Regions from separate parts of the Homo sapiens genome. Here region 1 is linked to region 2. Evidence: chromatin loops called from intact Hi-C (ENCODE). Cell type or tissue: endothelial cell of umbilical vein. All regions are shown on one strand.

Region 1 (8,000 bases), 69 kb after region 2:
CAGACCCTGGTGGAAGCTGCCTTATCACCTGCCTATCAACCTGTGGCAGCTAGAGCTAGCTCAACAGCACCAGCTCCTGCCAAGCAGTGGTGCCCAATTACTTTACTACAAAAGACAGAAATCCATTTTTCTATGTCTGTTTAATGTACCCAATGCATTTCCTTATTTATGATTTGAATCTACATTTCTGCATCGTTTCCAGAGGATTGACTTATTGCCTTTTAACTTTTTAAAGTCTAGTTGTCTAAAGGCCATTCTGCAGCAGTAGGTAGGAATGAGACTGAAATGTGAATTTCAAATATAAAAGCCCAAGTTGGTAAAAAGCAAACCACTTGGTCACCGGTTGTCTAAAGATTCCTCAATCAATATAGAGGACTAGAAGTGTAAGGAAGATCTGAAAGGCAGTTATCACTATTTCCTCATGGGGATAAAAGTGAGGGTACTCCTATACTAATGTCTCTTTTAAATGTAGTTTTTAATTCTAATCCAAGCACATCCTAAGGTTCCCATAAAGCAGAAACCTTTGTGCATGCTGATTCCAATAAGAAAAGTTGTGGACAGATTACTACAACCGGCTGACGGTATAATCAAAAAAGACATGTCAAAATTATTTTGTTTAATCTCAAATGATTATTGAAAACAGTTTTTTTTAAAAAAGGCTGACCCACTGACATGCTTTTTACTGTTTGCATGTATGACATATATGTTTTATTTTAATGCTGCTTAGTTCCTAGAATGTTTTATCTGTGTGTGATTTTCTTTCCAAGCTACAATATATATCAAGTAAGGAAAAGCTGAAGGGTATATTCCACTGAAAATTTCTATTTACCACGTTACATAAGATCATCTTTAAAACACCTTAACAGATGTTTGAAATCATAATTCATTTCAGTGAATTAAATATAGTCTCATTCCTTGAAATTTCCCCTTAAAAAGGTTGCAAAGAAGGGGTATAATTTGACATTTAATTTAACAGGAAAAAGTGCTTTTAGAAGTATTCTAAATAATGCTATTTAAAAGAGCATGAGACTACCAATTTGGCTAGGGAAACATTTTCTACTAATCAAGTATTTTAAAAAAAAATGAGTTTCTAGAAATCTTACATTTTTTTTACTGGTATTTTAATAAAAAAATGGATCCTGCAGTCAAACAAAAGTACATTTTCCTAACATTTCTTTGAATTTTAAATGTTAGGGAATCAACACTATTATTTATAGCAACCAACCTGATATACTTTATATACATTCTAATAATTAACCAAAATTAAGTATCAAGGGCTATGGCACTGATTTTCACTGGCACAGTTATCTCTGTTACCTTAACAGTTTTTGCAACACATTAAAGAGGTGAGCTTGACCATTCTGCAACTTCTCAGTTCTTTGGATTACTCCCATACATGCCAGAGAGGGTTTTATATAAAGTAAATATCCTCCTTATGTTGAAGAAAGTTGTTCTTTACTAAACAACCTGAGGAAAAGTCAAATAAAAGAGAAAAAAAAAAAACTAGAAGAATTTTTCCTTCCATAAGTAAATCCTGAGCTATTTAATAGTCTCTAAACAATACACAACAATATATTGTTGATGAAAGTATAAATACAAAATACTAAACTCCATTTTAAATATTAATGCTTACATATGTGTTAAACAACAAAATTATACACATCCCTTCTTGATCTTTTGGGGATTCCAGGGACTCTTTATTCTTCAAGAATTCTTACATTTTGACAAAATGTAATGCATCTTCCAAGTCATTAAGTATAGAAACTTGACTTTTGATTAACAAACAATCAACAGCAGCCATGTGGTGACAGGATAAATAGTGGCCAGACTTTACCACTTTTTAAATTCCTTAAAGAGGTACATTTCCACTCTAGGGTAAACAAAAGAAAAGCATGTATATGAAATAGAAATCTAGTTATGCCATCACTAAGAACTTGATTTTATCTTAAATAGCAACTTATGCAGCTAGAATAATTTGGTCTCTAAAGGGTGGTAAAGAAGGCAATAAGGACAGAATTATAGTATGATTTCCAGCATTAGCAATTCAACTTTGGATAAGCTTAAAATTTATAAAACTTATAAAATTTACAAAAGTAAAGATAAATGAAGAAAGTGTTATTTAAAAATTTAAGTGAGAGTAAATACAAATAGAAAATCATGTGAAAGAAACATATTTATGTTTACGTGTGATATACTAATTTTAAAATGTGCCTCCCAACCCCCAACAGCTGTTTCTATAGGCTGCACATTCCTATATTTGAAATAAGCCACATCTTCATTTTGATAGTACCAGAGCATTCCCTTCCCTCCAGAGAATTACCTAGAAAGGACCTTCCTTTTCCAATGAAAACCATTTGATTCCTAAGAACTTTATCTACCCAGTTCAATCTGGTGGTATAGCTATGGCTTCAGAGATGGTTTGCAGCTAGTATTTTTTGACATTTCTGCCAAGGATAAGATTAAGTATGAGATATCGAAATTACACGTTAAAATAGATGCCATTTTACTTTGTTTCTTCCTGAATAGCCCTTCAGCTGTAGAGGCACATACATTTTTCCCCAGGCAAAATCCCCAGGCTAAAATAACTGAGCCTCATATCTTCAGGAAACCCAGCTTCCCAAACATTATTCTTAGGTATCTGATTATCTATCAGCTGTAGTTTCATTTTGTATTTAATCATGTAAATCTTACTTGAAAAAAAGAAAAATAATCCACTTAAAACGTTTCCTGTCAACCACTCATATTAATCAATGGCAATACTTAATTTTCTATTATAGCTTTTTAAAATGTTGATCTTTATTTTAGCAACAGAGTTAGAAGTCACAAGGATTCATGAACTGATCATTTTTGTTCCCCAAACATCCTTGCCTTCCACGATTGCCCTTCTTGAGCAACATGCTACGCACTGGAGAAAGGACACTCCCATTTGCCAAGATCTAATACTATCACTTTGCAACCTCAGCCTCTTGGACAACTTAAGCGTCAAAGACCACCATTCTAAACAGTAACAGATGTTTCAAAGCTATTACTCCAAACCTCAGGTGAAGATAAATATAACTTTAAATGAAAACTACAGAAATTGATCAAACAAGTAAAAAAAATAAATACCTCAAAAAACCTTTCAATCCATCACGAACTAAAAAGATTTTAAGACTGTATACACAACCTTGAAGCTTTTAAAATTAAGAGAAATTAAACCGCATATTAAATCTTCACATTCTAACAAAGCCAACTGAATTTATATTGCAAGCACATATTTTATCATAAAAAGTTTACAGATGACTACCTCAACACCCATGCAAGTACTAAATCATTATGCATTAAGCTGCTAAAGGTGTTTTTAGAAAGAGATCTGAATTGCCTGCCTTTACAGTTTACCTCTTATTTCAAATCAGAACGCTTCCTGAAAAGCTACAGATAGGAGATAGGATGAAGAAACAGAATTAACACCTAAAAGATGAAGAAAACTAAATAAAACATGAGAAGGTAGAGGAGGAGGCAATGTAAAAAGAAATCTATGAATGAGGAAGGTAGAGTAAGTAAAGAGTAGCAACCAGAAAACTAACACTCTTCACCTCCTTAAATTTGATAATACCTATTTTTTAAAGCACAATTAAACACTTCTCTGTAGAGTGTTGTGGAAGATACGCTGCACAAAGAGATGATAGGTGCAGTAATGGCCCATGAGGTAAATAAGGCGGAGGCGAGAGGCAGGGCACCAATGGCCAATGCAAAATAAATACATTAAGAAGTAAGTGGTCAGCAGTATTGACAACTTCTGAAAGACAAAACGAGGCGTTACCTTTCAGTCTTCTCTTTAGCAAATGCCCGTTTAAATTGTGTGTGTGTTGGTGTGTGTGTGCATGTGCATGTGTCTTGGGGTGAACGGTAAAGGGGAGGCACATGTGGAGTTACCTGAAGAGGAGAAACGTAAACAGCACCCTGAGCCACAGTCTAGTGGGATGCTGGATCTCCTTTCTTTTGGACTTTAGTTCTAGAACTATGACTTGCATTGCCTCAGATCAAATCTTACTATTAAAAAACTTCAAGGAATTGATGGAATTATGGTTTTCTCTAATATTACTTGCTTAAAGTAATCCATTACTTAGGGCTTAGGAATATTTATGGTAAAGTGACCATCACTGACTCAACTTACATTCAAAACAGGAAGACAGTTAACTAGACTGGTTTAGTGATAGCAAATGGTGTTGTTCACAGTGGGGGAAGCCAGTAGCAGAAACACAGGTGTAAAGAGTGAAAAACACAGATCACCCTTTGTCACTGAAGTAACAACAAATTCTGCTCTGAAAAAAAAAAAATACAGTTGTTTCTCCAGTTCTTTGTACAATAAGCCAGTTTTATTCTTGCTTCAATACTTAAATCTAGAAACAAAGATATAAATCAATTAATCCTTATAAACTGCTCCTAGGAGCTTCATTTTCCTCAAGGAATTAAAAGAAGCCTTGACCACTACACAAAGAATATGAAATCTCTGCACTAAATTGCTAACACATATCTCCAATTAGATTTAAAGACATTTTTACAGCTTTTATGCCAAGTTTATATTACTAGATGCTAAAGAATGCGTTGTAGCGCTTAAAAGCTCTAAAGCTGACTAATCATGCTCTTGATAACAATGGTTTATGATTACATCTCAGGAAAAGCAAGAATAAGGCTTTTACACACTTTTGTTGTTACATGATAATGTTAAACAGAAACAAAAACAAGTAGCAAAGTCAACCAAAATCTTTTGTTTTCTTTTCTGATACTCTCATCTAGAGGCTAAAAACTCAAAAGTTATAATTAGAGTTTTACTCATCCCTTGCATAAATTCAGCTGAAAGTTTTTAGGGGCTCTAGAATTAAGAATAACCTAAAATAGCAAATGCATTTGTATTTTCCAATTTTGTACATGTCTAAGTAATGCAAGATTATATCATAAAAGCAAACAGGTAAAGGATAACAAGAATTTTTAATTAGCATTTCATTAGTAATACCAATGTGAAAAGAAAGAGGTCAACTATTAATAAGATACAGATTTCCCACCACTGGGATTTATTCTGAATTCATTTTAGGAACAGGAAGCTGTGATCTAAAAATCACCACTCTAAAACAGATAAAAGTTGAAATACTTGTGCTTAAAAAAGATTAGGAATTTAAGAATAGCTTTTTGTACATACAAACCATGTAGTTCCTAACTATTGATGTATAATTTTAACTTAGAACCATAATGCCCATTCATTTCATGATAAATGATAACACACTTGATAGCGTATCTATTTGGGAGAAGAATAATGGCTTAGAGATTTCAATCAAGCACGAGAGTACCTTTTCATTTCTCTTTTTTGGTGTGTGCACTTAATACTGCACAAAAGAAAACATATCAAAACAGAAATATACTCACTAAAATTTAAGGTTATTCCAACAAAAGGGTTAATTAGAGAAACAAATTTTCTCAGACTGTTAATAATGGGAATGACACATACTATGTGCCCATAAGTAATTCTCAGGTATCTTTGATCTTCAGCCCCACGCGGTTTCTGTTGCCTACCATAGCCTGGCCTCTGGGACTCTCTCAGAACCAGACATCTGGCTACTTTGTTGTTTTAGACTAATCTCCTCCCAGGAGAGCTCAAGAAATGACACCAGGCAAGGAGGGTCCTGGCAAGGGAAAAAACATTACAGTATTAGCAGATTTCTTTTTGAGTGGACGAGAGTATCAAAATTGTTTTCAAATTTCTACAGGGGTCTTAGGAGCTCTTCTGTTCTGTGGTTTTACTGTGGCAAAATTTAAATAGGATGTACATATTATACCTTTAAGGCCCATCAATCATCTTTAAGAATTCACTGAATGTTAATCATAGAATATTACAATATGTAGCAGAAAGTTGTGGGGAAAAATACAAATCAGATTAATTCCTCACCCATCTGTTGGGGTTGGGTGATGACTGATAAAACAAAGATTTTAATTGTCAGCTGAAGGGTTACACCAAAATTGTGGGACAATGTCTAAGATTTGTAAATACAGTTGCATGCTTCCCATTATGCCAAATCCCTATCCTATTTCTTCTAGCTGGGATTTTTGAAAGATTCATAGCTACTAATCTACTAAAAAGGTTTTATTAAAGTGGGCTTCTGTAAAGTGCCTCTGAGGAAACCGAGAAAGAGCAAGAAGAAATGATATGAGCTTTAGAAATAAAAATAAAACACTGATGTCAAGGACAAAGTGTTATATTCATAGTCACAATATCACCAACATTTTTCCCAAGAAAACAAAAATAATCATCAACATCTAAGTATCATTTTAGGCATTAATGTTCAATCTCAAAAATCTACATGGTTTGAATAAGAAAAAAATTGCCATTTGTTATACAAATAGAATATAAGCCAAGTGGAAAACAGCTTAATTTGTGAACTTTGATATTTTATCCTAAAATATCACATTTTACCTGTTTCTAACATATAATTACAGATTTGGATAATGTATAAAATCAAATGTTACCCTGCAATATGATATTTATATTGTTTTACAGGATGATAGAAAACTCACCAGATTGCCAAAATACCCAACGCACTCATCTCTGATCTATTATTAAGAGAAATTGGGCATTTTAGGTTTCAATTATCTTCGTAATAATCAAAGCATATAGCTATATTGTGACTTCAGCTTTGTACTATATTTCGTAGGTTAGCAATTCTAATACCCTACTTTATCATAACACTACCTACTCTGTTCATATCCATTATAATTAAAACAGATGAAAATGTTCAGAAGATAAATATAAAAAAGATAATCTTAGGTAATCATAATTCATTTATGATTAATTTCCCAAGTAAATACAAAAGAATTGTGTTACAATGGAATAAGCCAGTTATAATGGGACAATATTGTATGATTCTATTTATATGAGGTTTCTAGAATAGTCAAATTCATAGAGACAAAAAGTAGACTGGTAGTTGCCAGAGGGTGGGGGAAGGGAGTATGGAGACCAGTTGTTTAATGAATGGGTATACAGTTTCAGCTTAGGAAGATGAAAAAGTTACAGAGATGGATGATGGTGGTTACACAACAATATGAATATACTTGATGCCACTGAACTGTATACTTAAAAATTATTTTACCACAATTCAAAAAAATTGTTAGAAAAATGATATAAAAACCCAAAGACAATAAAAATTCCAATATCTTTTGTTTAGACTGTTGCCCTTTGACCAAAGATGCACAAAGTTTATGAGAAGCATTATACCACATGTTAATGTATACATTCAACATTCAAAAAACATTCAACATTCAAAAAACAAACAAAAAAAGCAGAATATCTGTCTCGGAATATTTTAACAAAATAGATTCCAGAAAGAATGTTTTCAAAAATTCCCCTAGATGTCTGACTTTTGTACATAGTATAAGGCATACTGCAGCTAAATAACAAAACTATTCTTAATATTAATGTGTATTTCTAAAAGAATCCAAAGGTTAGAAAATTCAAAACAACTAGATTTTTTATAATACCACATTGTTGTTATTAATATAACTATTAAGTTATATTAGACTCAAAAAGTAATTCAGCTCTTCAGTAATTCAATACCTACTAGATATCACATTATTTTAAATTATATTCAGTGTAGTTCCAATGTTAAATGTCCTTTATTATATTCTACTATTTGAAAATTATAACCTTATATATTTTATATAAATTGTGCTTCAGTTTGCTGTATTTAAAAAATTACCCCCAAATAACAGTAGATTATACAAAGAGATGCTCATTTCTCTTTCGTGTAAAAGATGTCCCAAGGTAGGCAATCCAGGGCTGGCATGGCAGCTCCATAGCCAAAAGGACCCCACGTCCTATTCTTGCTGCTCCATTGTCATTAGCAGGCATCTCATGAGCCAAGAATGCTCCTCAAGCTCTAATCAAATCAACATTCCAGTAAGCAGAAAGATGAAGAAAAAATGAAGGCTGGTATATAATACCAGCCTTAGTATATAAAATACTTTTATTT
Region 2 (8,000 bases):
TTAAGTTTAAATCTTGACTTTGCCACTTAATAGCTGTTATTATAGCTATTAAGGGGGAAGAAAATCCAAACTCTTTGAGTCCTAGTTTTCACAATTCTAATATAGGAGTAAGAATAGCTATTGTGAGGAAAGAATACAGTACATGCAAAGTGTGCAGCAGAGTACCAAGTCCATGATGGCTTTGATAGATGTTACTATTATTGCTATTGTTATTCTAAATGTTTTCAATTTTTATCCATATTGCTAAATTACCAAATAGAAAGACTATCCCTATTCACACACCTACCAACAGTGTGCTTTTGTTTTTGTTTTTGTTTTAAGACATGATCTTGCTATGTCTCCCAGGCTAGAGTGCAGTGGCATGCCTCCACCACCCGGGCTCAAGTGATCCTCCCACCTCAGCCTCCTGACTAACTGGGGTGACGAGAGCACCACTATACCTGGCTAATTTTGTTTTTAATTTTTTTGTAAAGACGGGGTCTCCCTGGGTTTCCTAGGCTGGTCTCAAACTCCTGGACTCCAGCAATCCAATTGCCTCGGCCGCCCAAAGTGCTGAGATTACAGGCCTGAGCCACCATGCTTGACCAACAGTATGAATCTGTATGTCTTTCCATTCTTGCCAACAACAGGTCTTGTGACTCTTGTTGAACTTTGCTAATTTTATAGATGGAAAATATTTTTATTTGCACTGATATGATTACTGGTACAGTTGTACATCTTTTCATAGGTTTGCTGCTCATTTATGTGTGTGTGTGTGTGTGTGTGTGTGTGTGTGTGTGTGTGACTGGTTTAAGATCTTTGTTCATTTTTCTATGGGTATATATGTTTCTATTTGATCTGTAAAAGTTGTTTATATATTAAAGATAAAAACATCCTCACCTATATATTGCTTCTTTTTAAAAAAATTCTTTACTTTTGGTAGAGACAGGCCCTGCTATGTTACTCAGGCTGGTCTTGAACTCCTGGCCTCAAGCAATCCTCCTGCCTTGGCCTCCCAAAGTGCTGGGGTTACAGGTGTGAGCCACCGCACCTGGCTTATGTGTTGCGTCTTTGTTACGTGAACTTTGGATATAAAAGCACTTCCCTGATATTTCACTGTAAAAATAAACTAAAGATGAAGTCTTTACTGATATACATTGCAGTGGTTTTTGTTATTGACAGTTTTGTTTGTACATTTCATGTGAAAAGAGCATAGGAATTATCTTTCTAGGTCAGGTCCCATCTCGCCTAACCAGTGCAAAATTCTGTTACTAACGAGTGACCTGGAGAACATGATAAAAAACAAGAAATCATGTTTATCAGAATAATACTTAAAATCAATTAGGATCTGCTCAGTTTACAGGAAGATTTACTATAGTTTAGTCTTTCACTGGTTATGAAATAAATTCACCCAAAGCCTTTTAAAATCAGTTTTTTGCCTCTGTTTAGTGGCTTTACTTATATTTTAAGAAAGTTTCCAGAATGCCCCTTCAACTTTCTATTTTCCAGATCTACCATCTTGGTCCATATTCATCTTATCCATACCATTCATGATTTGATAGATTTTTACTTTCTAGGCCAAAGAGTCCTAATCTTTCACTTTGTCCTTATATGTCAATTCCTCCTCACTCCCTCCTACTTCTCTGATCATTTTATAATAAATTGGCACCACAATAATGAAATTTACTGAGAAAACCAGATTTTGAGATGCTGCCATAACTAATGAAGTCAGAGAAATGATGAAAAGGGCTTTAATGAGGTTTGAAATACAGTTAGAATATTACAGATAGAAAATCAATTTGGAAAATGCTGTCAGCTTCATCCATGAAGAAAAAATTATTTAAACACACACATCTAAAGGACAGGAGTAACTATGAAGGCAATGAAGAACTGAGAATTGTTTTATAATTGAGAAAAACTCATTCTTTTTTATCTATCTATCTGCCTGTCTACCATATATAAAATTTTGTTATGATTAAAAGTCTAACTGGGTAGATGTACAAATACCTTGGATATTCAAATTCTGGAAGGCCTAGCAAATAATTAAGCATTTAATTATTTTAACTAACTCTTAATGCTATATAATCTTGGAGGCAGAAGGAAGAGTTTTTTTTTTTTGGCTCCCTTGCAATACCACTTACAAGATGATGCCTAATTTTGCTCATCCCATAGAATGTATTTTATATTCTTCAAGAGAAAAACTGAATTTGTGGATCCAAGACTAGCAGGTATTTTGGAGAAAAAAGGATATCTTTTCCATAAAGCCATTTTTGACAAGTACTGTAAAGCATTTGCATAGCAAAGAGAGATTACTGTTTAAATAGATTATATCAGATCATAGAACAATTGGGAGCTGTACTTCTCTTAAAGTAACTTATAAGATCTGGAAAACTACTTCCAGTCTGGGTTAGTTAAGCATTCAGTAGATTCTCAGTTCTTAATCATTGAAAATTAAATAAAAGCTACAGCCTTTCTTTCTAAAACAAAACAAACAAAATTAAAAAACCAAGAAAATCCATATACAATTATAGAATTTTATAGAATTTTCAATGTAAGTTTCTATAAATTATTGGGATCTCAGGTCCCTAGGCTAAGGAACTCTTGGCTCTAGAGCAATTTTGGTTATATTTCTGTGTTTTTTAAAATTTTGCTTTTAAGCCTATCGCTGAATACCTAATATATAAACCAATCTCCTGCTTTAGCTTAGGCACTCCATCTATTTATTTTGGACCATATTAGACTGACAGTTCCATGTCCTCATCTATAAGCTCTTCATTGGTACTTTGCATGGGAAAGCCTTGCCATGTCCTGAAAGCTGATCTCCACACTCTGCTATGAACAACTCAAATGGAGCGTGCTGTTTAATTATATTGGAGACCTAAGGATTTGCCAGAACATTCTTGCCAATTTGACATATAAGAAGCCAACCACCAGCCATCTGCTCAATGCCTAGTTCCTAGGATCCTTCCTTAAGAGTTTATTGTGCGTGGCCAGGCGCAGTGGCTCACTTCTGTGATCCCAGCACTTTAGGAGGCAGAGGCGGGAGGATCACCTAAGGTCAGGAGTTTGAGACCGGGCTGGCCAACATGGTGAAACCCCATCTCTACTAAAAATACAAAAATTAGCTGGGCGTGGTGGTGGGTGCCTGTAATCCCAGCTACTTGGGAGGCTGAGGCAGGAGAATCACTTGAATCAGGGAGGTGGAGGTTGCAGTGAGCTGAGATCACACCACTGCACTCCAGCCTGGGCAACAGAGTGAGACTACATCTGAAAAAACAAAACAAACAACAACAACAACAAAAAAGTGTTTACTGTGTGATTCTGGTCTCTCATATATAAACCTGACTTATTTTAGTGATGGGATCTTTCCTACCCCTCACTTTATCTTTTCAGAGTCCCAGGATATCTCATTGTACATAGAAGTCAAGCTATGGCAAGTGAGGCTGAAAGTATACCTGAGAAAAGTCAACTTTCCAACTCTAATCCTCTTTCACAATATTTAAGCAGTTTTATTGAGGTATAATTGATATACAAATAACTGCATATATTTAATGTGTACAATTTTATGAGTTTGAACATTGAAAACACCCATGATACCATCACCACAATCAAGTTAACGGACACATGCAATATTTCTCAGTGTTTCCTTGTATCCCATTGTTGCTCTTTGTAATAAGAACATGTAACATGAGATCTACGCTCTTTACAAATTCTGAAGTACACAATACTGTATTATCAAGCATAGGCATTATGTTGTACAAAAGATTTCTAGAACTTTAGCAGATAATTAAAACTTTATATACACTGAACAACCATTTCCCCCACATTCCAGAAGTTTCATTATTAAAGGGGGAAAAGGTGACTTCTGAGAGTAACAAATACGTATTTATTCAAATCCAGATACAGCATATTCTAAAATTGAAGATAATCTTTAAACAAACAGCTACTGTGCCAGACTATTAACTGCCTACTTTATAGCCATTCCCACCCTCTTATATGTTAACAGAACCCTGTTTTCTTTGGGACAACAATATGCCCAATCTAGGATATGACTCACTGTTAGTCTAGTTAGTCTAAACCAGTCACATTTCCAAGTAATATGTGCCTCAAATACATGACAGATAGCCGAGATATTGATTCCCCTTAACTCTCAGGGCAGAAGGACTGGGCCTAGATTAGCAGAAGCATTCTGTTCACCCTCAGGATGTACAACAAATGTTATCATTTCCTACACGTGCCATAAAGGGAAAAACGTCAGTCAGGAAGCACGTTTCTAAGCCAAATTCTGTTCCCTTGGATAGATACTCAATTTCTCTCCTCTCCTTACAGCTAGCAGTAATCCAGTTCTGGCCAATGCAACATTAGGGAAAGTCAGCTGAGAGCCTCCTGGAAATGCTTGTTCTAACATATAAAAGGACAGAAATAACAGGATAGCATATCAGCGGTGCCTTTTCCCTTTCTTCCTACCTCGAACAAAAATACAATGCCTAAAACCTCAACAGCCATCTCACTACCATGAAGTAACAAAGCATGAGGATAAAAGACCAACAGCTAGCCAGGCACGGTGGCTCACAGCTATGATCTTAGCATTTTGGGAGGATGAGGCAGGCAGATTGCCTGAGCTCAGGAGTTTGAGACCACCCTGGGGGCAACATGGTGAAACTCTGTCTCTACTAAAATACAAAAAATTAGCTGGGCGTGGTGGTGCACACCTATAGTCCCGGCTACTTGGGAGGGTGAGACACAAGAACTGCTTGAACCCTGGAGTGACAGAGCAAGACTGTGTCTCAAAAAACAAAACAAAACAAAACAAAACAAAAAAAATACCAACAGCTAAGAATAATGGAGCAGAGAGATGGAAAGAGCTTGAGACTTTATATTGTTGAACATCAGACTCAAGGCCAACAACTGACTACTTCGAAAATGGGAAGTAGACAATTGTTGATCTTGGGCCTGATGTTCAACAATATAAAGTTGACTGGTGGACACTAATGGAGGGAATATTTTAAGTCAATTTTTTTTCTCTGAAGCATCCTTTAATTCTCAGCTTTGTAGGAATATCAACCCTCTTGTTCTCAGATTATCTAATGCTTTATTATCTATTAATATCTATACCACTTTAAGCCTTAGTGGGGTGACATCAGCTTTAATGTTAATCATTTCTATTGCATTCTTCATGGCTCAGAATTTCAGCCTCCTAGAAATTTCAACATATTATGGCAGTACTGGTTGTTAATCCAGCAGCTAAGTGGAAATTCCAAGAGGCATAGTAAATTCACACATTCAAGGGTTATAGTTATTAAAAAACAAAAACTCTGAACCGAAAATGGGGGAACAAATATATTTCAGATATTCTGAAAGGTAATTTAACTTTGTTTGCAATATATAGGAAACATAGAAGGAGAAATTTTTTAATGGGTATGTATAGGCAAAGGCTTGGGAATACTTAGGTACTCTCAAGCTATCTATAAACATAGAAGTCAAAAACATCAACCAGTGTTTCTCAGTAAATAAAAAGCACACTCCAAAAAAAATGCAACTTTGGAAATCTCTTCTAAAAAGTAAGTGCAATAACACTTTTGCTTCCAAATAGAAAAAAAATGCTATTGAATATGGCACATCAAAAAAAAAAAAAGCCACACTGTCAAACTCAAAAAAGTACATATTGTATGATTCAATGTATAGGGTGTTCTGGAAAAGGCAAAACTAAAGGGATAAAAAAACAGATCAGTGGTTGCCAAGGGCTGGGAGGGAGGGGGATAGAGGCATTGCCTACAAAAGGGCACAGGGAAACTTTGGGGGTGATGGAATGTTCTACATCTTGATTATAGTGGTCATTATATATTAAACAATTATCAAAACTTACAGAACTGTATACTAAAAAAGGATGAATTTTACTCTATGTAAATTATACCTTAATTTTAAAATCGGGGAATAGCACATCTGTGAACTGATAAGAACCAAGAGTTATTTTATGCTGGGTTAAGCCATGCTGTGGTAACTAATCAAGAACGTGAGAAATAGAGCCGTTGTCCTATATATTACATAAATTTTTAAGCTATAAATGTATATGGTAGAATTAATGCTGTGTTGGATAGTTATGTGTTTACTTTTAATGGGATCAATTTCATAACTGAGTTAGCAAATTATTTGGCTTAATTTACTAGTAAGTGATCACAAAAAGTGATATCCTTTGCTGTGGAAATAAGCAATTAATCTTAACATTTCATAGCATAATTGTACCTTCCAATGGGAAGGAGACACACATGATATATTCAATAATGATAAATTGCAGATGTTAATAGTTTACTTAGTTTTTAAGGACATTTAATAATCACAAAGTATCTCTCACACATTATATCATCTGATTCTCACAGTAATCCAACAAGGTTAGAAAGGTAAGGTAGTATTATTTTTCTCCACTATATAGATGAGAACATAGAGGCCTAATAAGTTAGATGATTTGTCTACAGTTCTAACATTAGTATTAATAGTCAGGAAATAAACTAAGATATTCTGATCCCAAATCTAATAATTTCCTCCCTATATCAGTCTGCCAATTAAAGACAATATATCTCAAAACTCTTCCCCAAATCTCAAACTACAAAGCCAACTAAAACTGACAAAAAGTCTATATCAACACTCAAATGCAGCTCTACAGCTTTTAAAATGGTCCTATTAAATTAAAATGAGAATATAGCACAGGCAGGATTTTAGGCAAGGAAAGCTACTGCTCTAATAAAAAGGAAAGTAGACACACATAGACTTCCTACAATGAGCCAGGCCGACTGTTTTAAATTTAATATCACAAAGATCCCTAAGAATAGGTATTATTATTATCCTCATTTTACATTTAGAGAAATTTGGATCAAGGCTAATAAGTTGTCCAAAGTTACCTAGTTTATCAAGGATGGATAAACTAGCATTCATCCAAGCATGGATTACAATCCAAGCCTGTTGGATTCTGAAGCCCTTTGTCCTAAGAGCCAAAAGAAAAATATTTTAAACCTACACACTTGTACATTGAGTCAAAATTTCAGTAGTTCCATAACCTTGAATCTTAATGAAGATTGTTTTAAAAGATCTTTTAAGGCATATCTTGTTCATAGTTTCTTCACCTTTATTTATGTATTTATTTTGAGACAGAGTCTTGCTCTGTCACCCAGGCTGGAGTGCAATGGCATGATCTCGGCTCACTGCAACCTCCGCCTCTCCAGTTCAAGCAATTCTCCTGCCTCAACCTCCCGAGTAATTGGAATTACATGAGCCACCACGCCTGGCTAATTTTTGTACTGTTTTTTTTAGTAAAGATGGGGTTTCACCATTTTGGCCAGGCTGGTTTCGAACTCCTGACTCAGATGATTCACCTGCTCTGGACTCCCAAAGTACTGGGATTACAGGTGTAAGCCACCTTGCCCGGCCTTCTTCACCTTTAAAATGAGGATTGCTTCTGTTTTCCTTTTAAATATGTGTCAAACTTCCTTAAGTGTCTTGAAGTCATCTGAGTTTCCCAAAAGCAGGTATTTTTATACTCATGTCAACCTCTACAGACCACCGTGGTGCCCTATAGCAAAGTCAGCCAGACTATGAGATGGAAAAACAAAATGAGCCAAATAAGACAAGAAATAATTCCAGGAATTGTGACATTTCCCTTAAAATAAGACTCTGCTTTAAAATTCCATATTAAATATTTTTAAATATCTGTTTTGTCTTTAAATAAAATACTCAGGACTTTTGAATTATAAGACAGAAGGAATGGCTTATTTTTTAAACTCTTCTAACCCATACAATTAATACTAATGTTTGAAGGAGGTGTATGCTAATTAATACTAATGTTTACAATTAGTATTAATGTAGTATTAGTGTTACTAATGTATACAATTAATACTAATGTTTGAAGGAGAGTAATGTACATATAGGCACTTGAAAAATAATTCATGGTGAGGGTGATAGCAATGATGATTAAATAGCTACTTTCACATTCGTCTTTAGTGTTTTCATTATATTAAAAGTGAAGAAGA

Evidence for each region. A loop is a pair of places that touch in the nucleus more often than their neighbours do. Peaks named below come from ENCODE experiments on the same cell type or tissue, not always from the same donor. Only the 100,000 strongest peaks of a DNase experiment are listed, where the experiment ranks them.
Region 1: it touches region 2 in a loop (5-fold over the local background); 2 of 110 quality-filtered maps call a loop at or near these places.

Annotation. Positions count from the first base shown.
Region 1 is chr4:146,472,642-146,480,641 of GRCh38, forward strand. All of the region lies in intron 4 of SLC10A7 (solute carrier family 10 member 7), which reads right to left. Among named protein-coding and RNA genes, the nearest start is that of SLC10A7, 45 kb to the right of the region's middle. In endothelial cell of umbilical vein, no CTCF peak of the experiment used is centred here; a DNase peak (open chromatin) is centred at 4,600; H3K27ac peaks cover 1,199 bases.
Region 2 is chr4:146,403,734-146,411,733 of GRCh38, forward strand. All of the region lies in intron 5 of SLC10A7 (solute carrier family 10 member 7), which reads right to left. It overlaps MIR7849 (microRNA 7849), which reads left to right and starts at 4,850; the gene lies at 4,850-4,955. In endothelial cell of umbilical vein, no CTCF peak of the experiment used is centred here; a DNase peak (open chromatin) is centred at 4,168; H3K27ac peaks cover 2,928 bases.